2 separate regions of the Homo sapiens genome follow, and region 2 is linked to region 1. A link is a contact called in ENCODE Hi-C data. All regions are on one chromosome and are shown on one strand. The core of a region is the stretch at or near the end of the contact, and the rest is flanking DNA. Distances in the headings are between cores, read along the strand shown.

Evidence for each region. Hi-C counts contacts between places; a loop is a spot of excess contacts on that map.
Region 2: a loop to region 1 is called in a map with no recorded cell type, with 3 times the contacts of the local background. The contact joins the promoter of TMEM81 here to the enhancer-like site in region 1. A Hi-C loop is called at or near these places in 1 of 37 single-sample maps with no recorded cell type.

The regions. Positions count from the first base shown.
Region 1 is chr1:204,476,946-204,481,045 of GRCh38, forward strand. All of the region lies in intron 1 of PIK3C2B (phosphatidylinositol-4-phosphate 3-kinase catalytic subunit type 2 beta), which reads right to left. Among named protein-coding and RNA genes, the nearest start is that of PIK3C2B, 16 kb to the right of the region's middle. RefSeq lists a silencer at 216-510 and enhancers at 1,352-1,851, 3,584-3,643. Within about 2 kb of position 2,851, at least 12 of the 41 ENCODE cell types and tissues checked have a DNase peak (open chromatin) inside an H3K27ac peak, as active enhancers do.
Region 2 is chr1:205,082,242-205,086,341 of GRCh38, forward strand. TMEM81 (transmembrane protein 81) reads right to left here and starts at 2,219. Exons shown (of 1, transcript NM_203376.2): 1 at 888-2,219. The coding sequence starts at 2,079. The coding sequence ends at 1,312. It overlaps RBBP5 (RB binding protein 5, histone lysine methyltransferase complex subunit), which reads right to left. Exons shown (of 14, transcript NM_005057.4): 14 at 3,901-4,100.

The DNA.
Region 1 (4,100 bases), core at 1,601-4,100:
ATAATTGTTAACATTTCTCCACATTTGCTCTCTTTCTTGCTCTGCTTTACCATTTAAAAGTAAGATGCCCTTTGCAAAGTGTTTGTAAGAAACACTTTGCCTCTAAAAACTTCAGCCTGAATCTCTAAGAGCAAGGGCATTCTCCTATGTAAAACACAATGCCATGAGCACACCCACAAAACTTAACATTGACAACAATAATATTATCTAATGCACACTCCACATTTGAGTGACCGCAATTGTCATCTGCGAAGCTTTAAAAATATACACATTCCCGACCTCTCCTCTGGAAGTTCTGACTCAGTAGGGTGAGTCCCTGGATGCTGGATGCTTCAGTAGCCCCTAAAGTGATTCAAATGTGCAGCCAGGTTTGACCCCACAGAAGAGGGTTTCAGAACTCTCAGGAAGACAAGAAGACCTGGGTAGAGGCACCCCAAAAAGCACCAGTCAGCTGAAGAAACAAGAGGACATGCCTATGGCCAAGCAGGTCGGTGCCAGGGTCTGAGCTGCACCAGGCACCAAACTCAGTCTCACAGCTGCCCACAGATGGCTGAGGGCTAGCCGGGGAGGAAATGGGGTCAGGACAGAGTGACACAATGGTTCAGAGTCAAAGGATGGAAAGAAAGGAGAGGGCACTCCCTCCAGTGGAGCTGGCTCTGTTTAGTCCCTGTGCCAGAGAGGGAGGAGCCCAGGGGCCACCACTGGAGCCAGTGGGTGGTGAGGGTTCCTGCTGTCTTGCTGGAAGGCACCCTAACAGAATTGTTCTCCTTGGGACTGGGAGAATCTAGAGGGGTCTGGGTCATCTCTTCCCCATACCCTGAGCCACAGATTGGATCCCAAAGGGTGTTGAGTACCAGCTACATGCCAGGCCAGGCACATACATATCTAAAGACTACAAGTATTCAGATGACTATGGCACAATTCCAGGGAGCTTACAATCTAGCAAAGGTGGCAGACACATACATAAAGAATTCAATCCCCTCTTGGGGTGTAAAGCAGGAAGCAAGAAGGTACTGCATGTCTTGGACCATCTTCAGTGGGCAGGGAAAATGGAAAGCTCTCAAGCAAGGCGGTGAAGAATATGCAGGGTTTCAAGCCCCCAGTCTTGGGCATCCTGATTTTCAGTAGATTTTACTAAGGGAAGAGACTCAGCTCTAGGACTTCCCCAGGAAGGGACCCTCAGCACTTCCCCTAAGGACAGGCAGGGTCAGGGAGTCAGAGGCCATTAGGACTTAAACCCTTTGGTGTCCAGGTTTTTCTCTTCAGAGAGGACCTCCACTTCTGTCCATCCCCCAGCACCCACACTCACCCATACCCCCAATCCCACCTCCTTTGCAGCCAGGGACCCTGCCTCGCATCTCACTCCACACACATGCCGCTGGCTCCAACTGCCCCTCCCACAGCCCGGCTCTAACAGGGAACATCAACACACTGCCAGGAATCCGACTCCTACAGCAGGGAGGTGTATTAAGGTCAAGCAAGCCGGCTCCCCCAGCCTCCAACAGATGTGCATCTGATCCCTGCTTCCTTATGGAAAACCCACAGGTTGTATACAGCTCTATAAGCTTTTTTGATGGCAGGTCTATTACAGAATCACATGCATCCATAAGGTCTTTCTCTTCTCTAGTGTGCGTGCCCTCTGGGTGCCTCTCATCTAGTTCCAAATGTGAGAAGACAAAATAACAGCTTGTGTTTTCTTCCCACTTATACATCCCCTCTCTAGTGACCTCTATAGCTAAACTAAAGCAGCCGCACATGGTCTGGCATTTCCTACCAGGACTTACTCTCCATTATTCTACTCTCTGGGCATACCATACCCTGGACTCTCCATTAATTTGAAGCCAAAGTGCACACAAGAGTTTAGTGGAAGTCTTTCTGGGTCCTAGACAATCAGAGGGACAGAAGCTTGGAGCCTGTGGGACACAGCTACATAAAGTCAGGTCTGCATGCACTGCTGACTCCAACTCAGAGACCCCGATTCTAGCTCAGAAACCATTTGGTCTCATGCACACACATAGAATCCTTGGAGATCATAGCTCCTGCTACATACCCTGTAGACTGTGGGCTCTGTGTTATGAGGAGACCAGGATGGAAGAGGTGAGGCAGCTTGTGGCTCCTCTAAAAACTTTCCTTCCTCTAGAGCTGGCAATTTTGATTGCAGGGTCAGGAACCAGAAGCTGGCAATCAACTGAATGGAACATTTGGCAAAGAAGGAAGAAAAGCTTTGGCAGTACGTGTATTTCTAACCCAGGAATCATCCCAGGAGCCAGAGCAGCCACATCTCTGTCTGGTTCCTACTTCCTGCTTCCTCCTCCCCTCTTCCCTCACCCAAGAACCAATCCTTCTCATCCAGTTCACCCCAGGTTCCAAGGGCATGGTAGTTATGAGGGACTCCTCCAGCTTTCTTGGCCTTCCAGAGAAAGGTAGGGGGACAGGGAAGGTCCCAGGATGACCTCCCCTGACCAACCTTGGCCTCCAGCTGAGGAGACCACCGAGGGAACTTCTTTACACACAACTTTCACACCAGCCCATCCTGTATCAGAAAAACAACCACAGAATTTCCAAAAAGCAACACCTAGGAAACCCTAAACGCTCTGAAAATACTGTAGATGCTGTGAAGTATAAACAAAGGTCCTCTGAAAGAGGACACAGAAAATGGGTGGAGTTAGAGACGAAGACACAGTAGCTCTCTTTAGGCCTGGCCTCCCCCATCTACCATCCTCCTCAGCTTTGCCTCGATACAGCATTTGCTTCCTATAAACTGAGGTCTTCTGCAAGGCCCAGATTGTCACCACTGTCACCTCCAGCCTCAGTTCAGCTTCCTTAGCTCATGCCCTTGGGAATCCAGTTCTGCAGGATTCATTCCTGTGTGGGTGGGGAAAACTCCCTGGAGGATGCCAGCCTGTTCAGCAGAGTCCATAAAGCAAGTCCCAGCTGTTCCCATCCAGCCAGGGCACCAAAGTGAGGAAACAACATAACAACAAGGCTCTGCTCTGCCTGGAGGGCTCATCAGAGAGAGGACAGGAGAGGCCACGGCAGAGGAGCTGCCTCCGCAGGTCTTCTGCACTGGGCTCGGCGGGGCCGGGCTAACCCATCCAGGTCTGCAAGGAGCAAGGAGGCAGTGTGGAGGCGTACTTCAAACGAGGGCCCAGCCCCATTCCAAGGGGATGAGGATGTACGTCGGGGTAACTGCAGAGGCACTGGACTGACCAGAGAGCACTGAATAATGCCAGTGAGACCATCCTCCAGAAGGAAGACATCCTTGCTGGGCTGACACTGGCTTTTTGAGCAAGCGTCTCCAATTTGTTCAATTATAATGATTGTTAGGGTGCTTTCTGGTAGCACCTTTCTCAGATGTCCAAAAGGTTCTCTCTGGTCTTGAAGACAGGGTCCTCCTTTCTGTCCCAGATGAGAGGGAGGACCACTCAGGCTAAGTGACTTTGTACTGTCTCTCCTACTGGAGCTGTTCCAGAGTTGGGAAAAGATTGTAGACCCGATGAAGGGAGGCTGGCATGGTGGGAATACTCAGAAACACTCTTGGCCCCAGCCCTGTGCTCTCCCCTGCAAGTATACACTCAGCACAGATATGCCAGAGCCCCAGTACCCAGAAGGATCACACACATAAGAGTAGAGGAGGCAGGGCCAGCAGCTCCCAGGTGGTGGTGCTGTCTGTGGGGAGGATGGGGGTGACTGCCTGTAAGCCTGGGTGCAGGAGCCAATGGGCAGGGCCAGGCTGTGTGGGTGGTGGGCTGCCGGCAGCTGACAGCCACCTGCTCAGCTCTGAGAAGGGCCAAAGGAAGTCAAGCAGAAAAAGGCAGAGCCAGCCATTCATGGGAACCGGCTAAGGCGCCGACCAGCCCCCGCGCCATGCTTCTTTCTTCCCTTGGGATAGGAAGGCTCTCCACCACGTGCCCACAGCCCAGCCCACTGTCCCTGTGCCATCGTGGTGTTCCTCAACCAGCAAGCTAGACTCAGAGTCTAATGATAAAGCAGGATATCTTCAGTTAATGCTAACTCCTCAAATATCAAGGCAATCCCTAATAGATTACAGTCACTCTTGGGGGCCTGAAGCCATAGGGATCACACAAACCATGTGTAAC
Region 2 (4,100 bases), core at 969-3,468, 600 kb after region 1:
TCAATCTATATTGAGAAAGATAATTGTGACAAAATGTTAATTCCTGGTGAATTTTGGTAAAGGTTCTATGCATGGTCACCAAACATTTCTTTCAGCTTTTCTATGGGTTTGAAATTTTTACAAGTTAAAAGTAAAATAAATAATAGAGATCCTTTGACCATAATTTAAACTGAATTAGCATTGTCAGGATTAGAGCTCAAGAACCTTTATTTTTCACAAGGTCATCCAGATGATTCTAACACACATCTAGAGAATCGCTGGTCTTTGGTTTCTGCTACCTCCTGTAGTCAGAGAAAAGTGAGAGGAAGAAATGTTGTAATTCTCTCAGTAGAATTAGCTCAGCTGGTGGCCAAGAGTCTTTCCCTGATGGTTCCACAAGCCAATTATCTCAGACACGGTCCGAATGGCCTCGGAGTCTTAAGACTGGATTTCCTATGGAGGAATCAAAGTACTAATCCTCCTTTGGGGGCCTTGGCTGCTGTAAGAAACCAATACTTGACCCTCCCAGGAATAGAAGCTTCAGGGCACTGAAAGAGCTAAAAGGACTGGAGTGGAGGCAAGCCAAGGTGCTGTCTGAATGGTAAGAGGAAACCTACCAGGTGAAGGATCTAGTGTTTTGCCAAGAAATTCAATTTAATACCAAACAGGGGATTTACCTGGGCAGAACAGGCAATTTGTTAATATTTAGTGACTGTTACACACCTGAGTTGGATGTCATTACTAACAACCCCTGCCATAGGCTTATGCACTGCACCCCCTGCCCCCAAAAGCAGACAATTGGTTTAATGTCTATTCTAAGAAACCTGAGGAAAATGAAGCCAGACTGATTATGGGACAATTTAAATAAATACAAGAAACTGAAGAGCAGAAAAAGGTCTCCATACAGCTACTGTGAATTACTTTTATTGAAAAAAAATGTTCACTAAAAAGGCTGAATACATCCCTCTACATGAATACACAGCTCAGAAGAGGGGAAATGGAGGTGGGGAGGCATCCAAGTCATAAAGGGTAGAAAATGAATGCAAGCTTCTTAGAACTCTTCCCAGGAACACAGGCAATGCTTGCAGTTTCCTGGGTACCCAATGGGCAGGGAAGATCAGGAAGAGATCCATGGGACATAAGGAAGTTAGGTTACTGCGCATAGCTCCCAGGAGATTGTCCCCTCCATTTCTCCCACTCATTCTTTTGGCTGTGGGAGTGTTCCCTCTAAGCTGATCCACTACCAGCAGCTGGAACACTCCCCTAAAAAGCTAGCTTGGCTTCCTGGGCAGCCAGTTCTTCAGGAGCAAGGCTGTTAAGTTCTTGAAGCTGTCACTGCTGCAGGCCCCCCCTTAGCGCACAGAGGACAATCCTCACCAACACGCCACCAACCACTCCAATGGCAATTCCTATTCCCAAGGCTGACGCCACCTTCTTTTTCCACTTTGGGTGGTGAGGCTTGGAGTAGCTGTCCAGATTAACTTCCAATCCCTCATCTATTAACTTCTGATCCTCAGTAAGTGACTGATGGAAATTCAGATTCACCAAGTTAGGAGGAAGGACCCTCAACCCAAAATAGAGCCTCTTGACGAGTCTCAAGTTTTTTACCAGCTGCACATCACAGCGATATGTCCCAGAGTCATACTCCTGAGCATATTTAAACTTCACAAAGTGGGAGTTGGCTTGAAAGGGTTTGAAGACCTCATCGTCAGTGGAGATGACACCTCGAGCAAGTCTCCAGGTGAACCGGAAAGCTTCCTGTCCAAACTCCAAGATGTCTGAACTCAGACAGCTAAGCTCAAATTCCTTGCCAATGAGAATGGTGAAATGGAGCATCCCACAGATCCAGTTGGTCAGACATTCTAAGCGCCGAGTCTGACATTTCCTTCTCACTCCATCAGGGCCCACCTCACAGACGGTCTCCTCCTTATAGCCAAGGCCACAGGTGACAGTACAGGTTGTGGCATTGATGATAACTTTCCCCACAGCTTCTTGCAGCTTCTCAGGGATGGCCAGTGTTTTAGGTGTAGTCACCACCAAAGGCAGGTAGAAGGCCAACCCCAGGCTCCCAAGGACAAAACTAGTGGCTAAAACCTTCATGTCTCGGTAGGCGTTTTGCCACCCTCAGCCAGCACCCACAAGGTATTCCAGCTGAATCCTCTATAAATCATAACTTGATTCCTTTGACATGAGATATCCTTCAAAGTCAAAAGATATGATGCATGTATTGTCAATAAAACAACACAACTTAATAAATAAAAGTCCAGTCCTTATAAACAGGTGAGGCCACAAGGCAGGAAAAAAATCACAATGGTGTTGCTTTACTAACTATCGTTGTTAATAAAATAACCACCTTACCTACTAGTCTTCACGCTTTTTTTTTTTTTTTTTTTTTTTGAGGCAGGGCCTCACTGTCAACCCAGGCTGGAGTGCAGTAACATGATCACAGCTCACTGCAGCCTCAACCTCCTAGGCTCAAGTGATCCTGCCACCTCAGCCTCCTAGGTAGCTGGGACTACAGGTGCAGGCTATCACACCTGGCTAATTTTTCTATTTTTTGTAGATACGGGGTTTCACCATGTTGTCGAGGCTTGTCTCCAACTCCTGGGTTCAAGCAATTCACCCACCTCAGCCCCCCAAAGTGCTGGGATTACAGGCATGAGCCACCGCGCTGGCCGTTTTCGTGTTCTCTTAATGACTTTAAATCCACCTCTTGGGAAGACAAAGAAGAAAAGACTTCAGAAACTGAAGTAAATTTCCAGATTACCTCAAATGCATAGTGAAGTTACACTCTTCCTCACCCTTCCCCTTCCCCTCTATAAACTAGGATCTAAATTAAGGGTTTCAAAAGCCCCAGTTAAATGTCACCAAATAAAACAAATACTAAAGTCTAAAAAAAGGAAGATTAACTTGAATTATTTTAATGTTCCTAAACTTCCTATAAAAAGGATTAAGAACTCTGGACTAGGAGGCAAGTAACTTACCCTTCCTGAATTTCTGTTTCCTCCTTTGTAACTTAAGACCTCCTTGCCTATCTGAGGAAGGTCACTTAGAGCACTGAATGATATACTGTATGTGAGAACACTTTGTAAAGTGTGAAACACTGTTCAATGTGTAAGGAATTTTAAATAGAAATGGAAATTCATAAAGACAAGGGCCAAGATGACCTTTTCAAATCAGAATGTTTAAGGTTGTGTTAAAGGCAGCTCCTCTCCCCCTTTTAGGCACTCTTCCTTCCCAAGGATACTGAAGATATATTTTGAGTGAGAGGATGCATGATGCTCCCTGACTCTTGGCCTACTCCCTTTATCCTACAGAATAGAGCTCATTATTCACGTAGGTCAAGGTTGCTATGAAACAGCTATGATGTCAAAGATGGAGTTCTCAATCACATAAGATTAATAAGTAGACCCTCAAATTTGACATTAAAATCAAAGACTTACATAGACTTTGTGAAACATCTTATCTTTAGGAGACAACGAGCATTTAATAAATTTTAAAGCTGCTTCATTCAAAAAAAAAAAAAGGCTAATAAGAATTCAACCGTACTTACTTAGACTTGAAGAAAGGTCCTTGGAAGACAGGAACTTCCTAGCATGCATTTTTGTAACCTCCAGAATGCCTAGCCCTACGGCCTCTTCAGAGTAATTGCAAAACTATATTGAGTTAAATAATTGGAAGACAGATCATTCCTAGATGATCTTTTTGATCAACAACTTTTCCACTTGCATCATTTATTTACAATCTCATCTAGAGGCAGAAATCTAGACTACCTGTCCACTCCCTACCCCTTCCAGATCTATCTTTCCACACTGAAAGATCTAGTATCAACACAGGAAATCACACTTTCCTTTGTACTAAAGCAAAGTGGCCAGAGAGTTCCAGAAGTGAGCAGTGTTTACAAATAAACATCTACACCTGTTCTTTAATAAACATCCGATTTTATTTACAAAGCATTAAAGCTTCAGCAAGAAGTACCCAAGGCTAAGTCTCATCTTGTACAAAACTACAGATTTTTTTTTTTTTTTTTTTTTGAGATGGAGTCTTGCTCTGTCACCCAGGCTGGAGTGCAGTGGCGCAATCTCAGCTCACTGCAACCTCTGCCTCCTGGATTCAAGCAA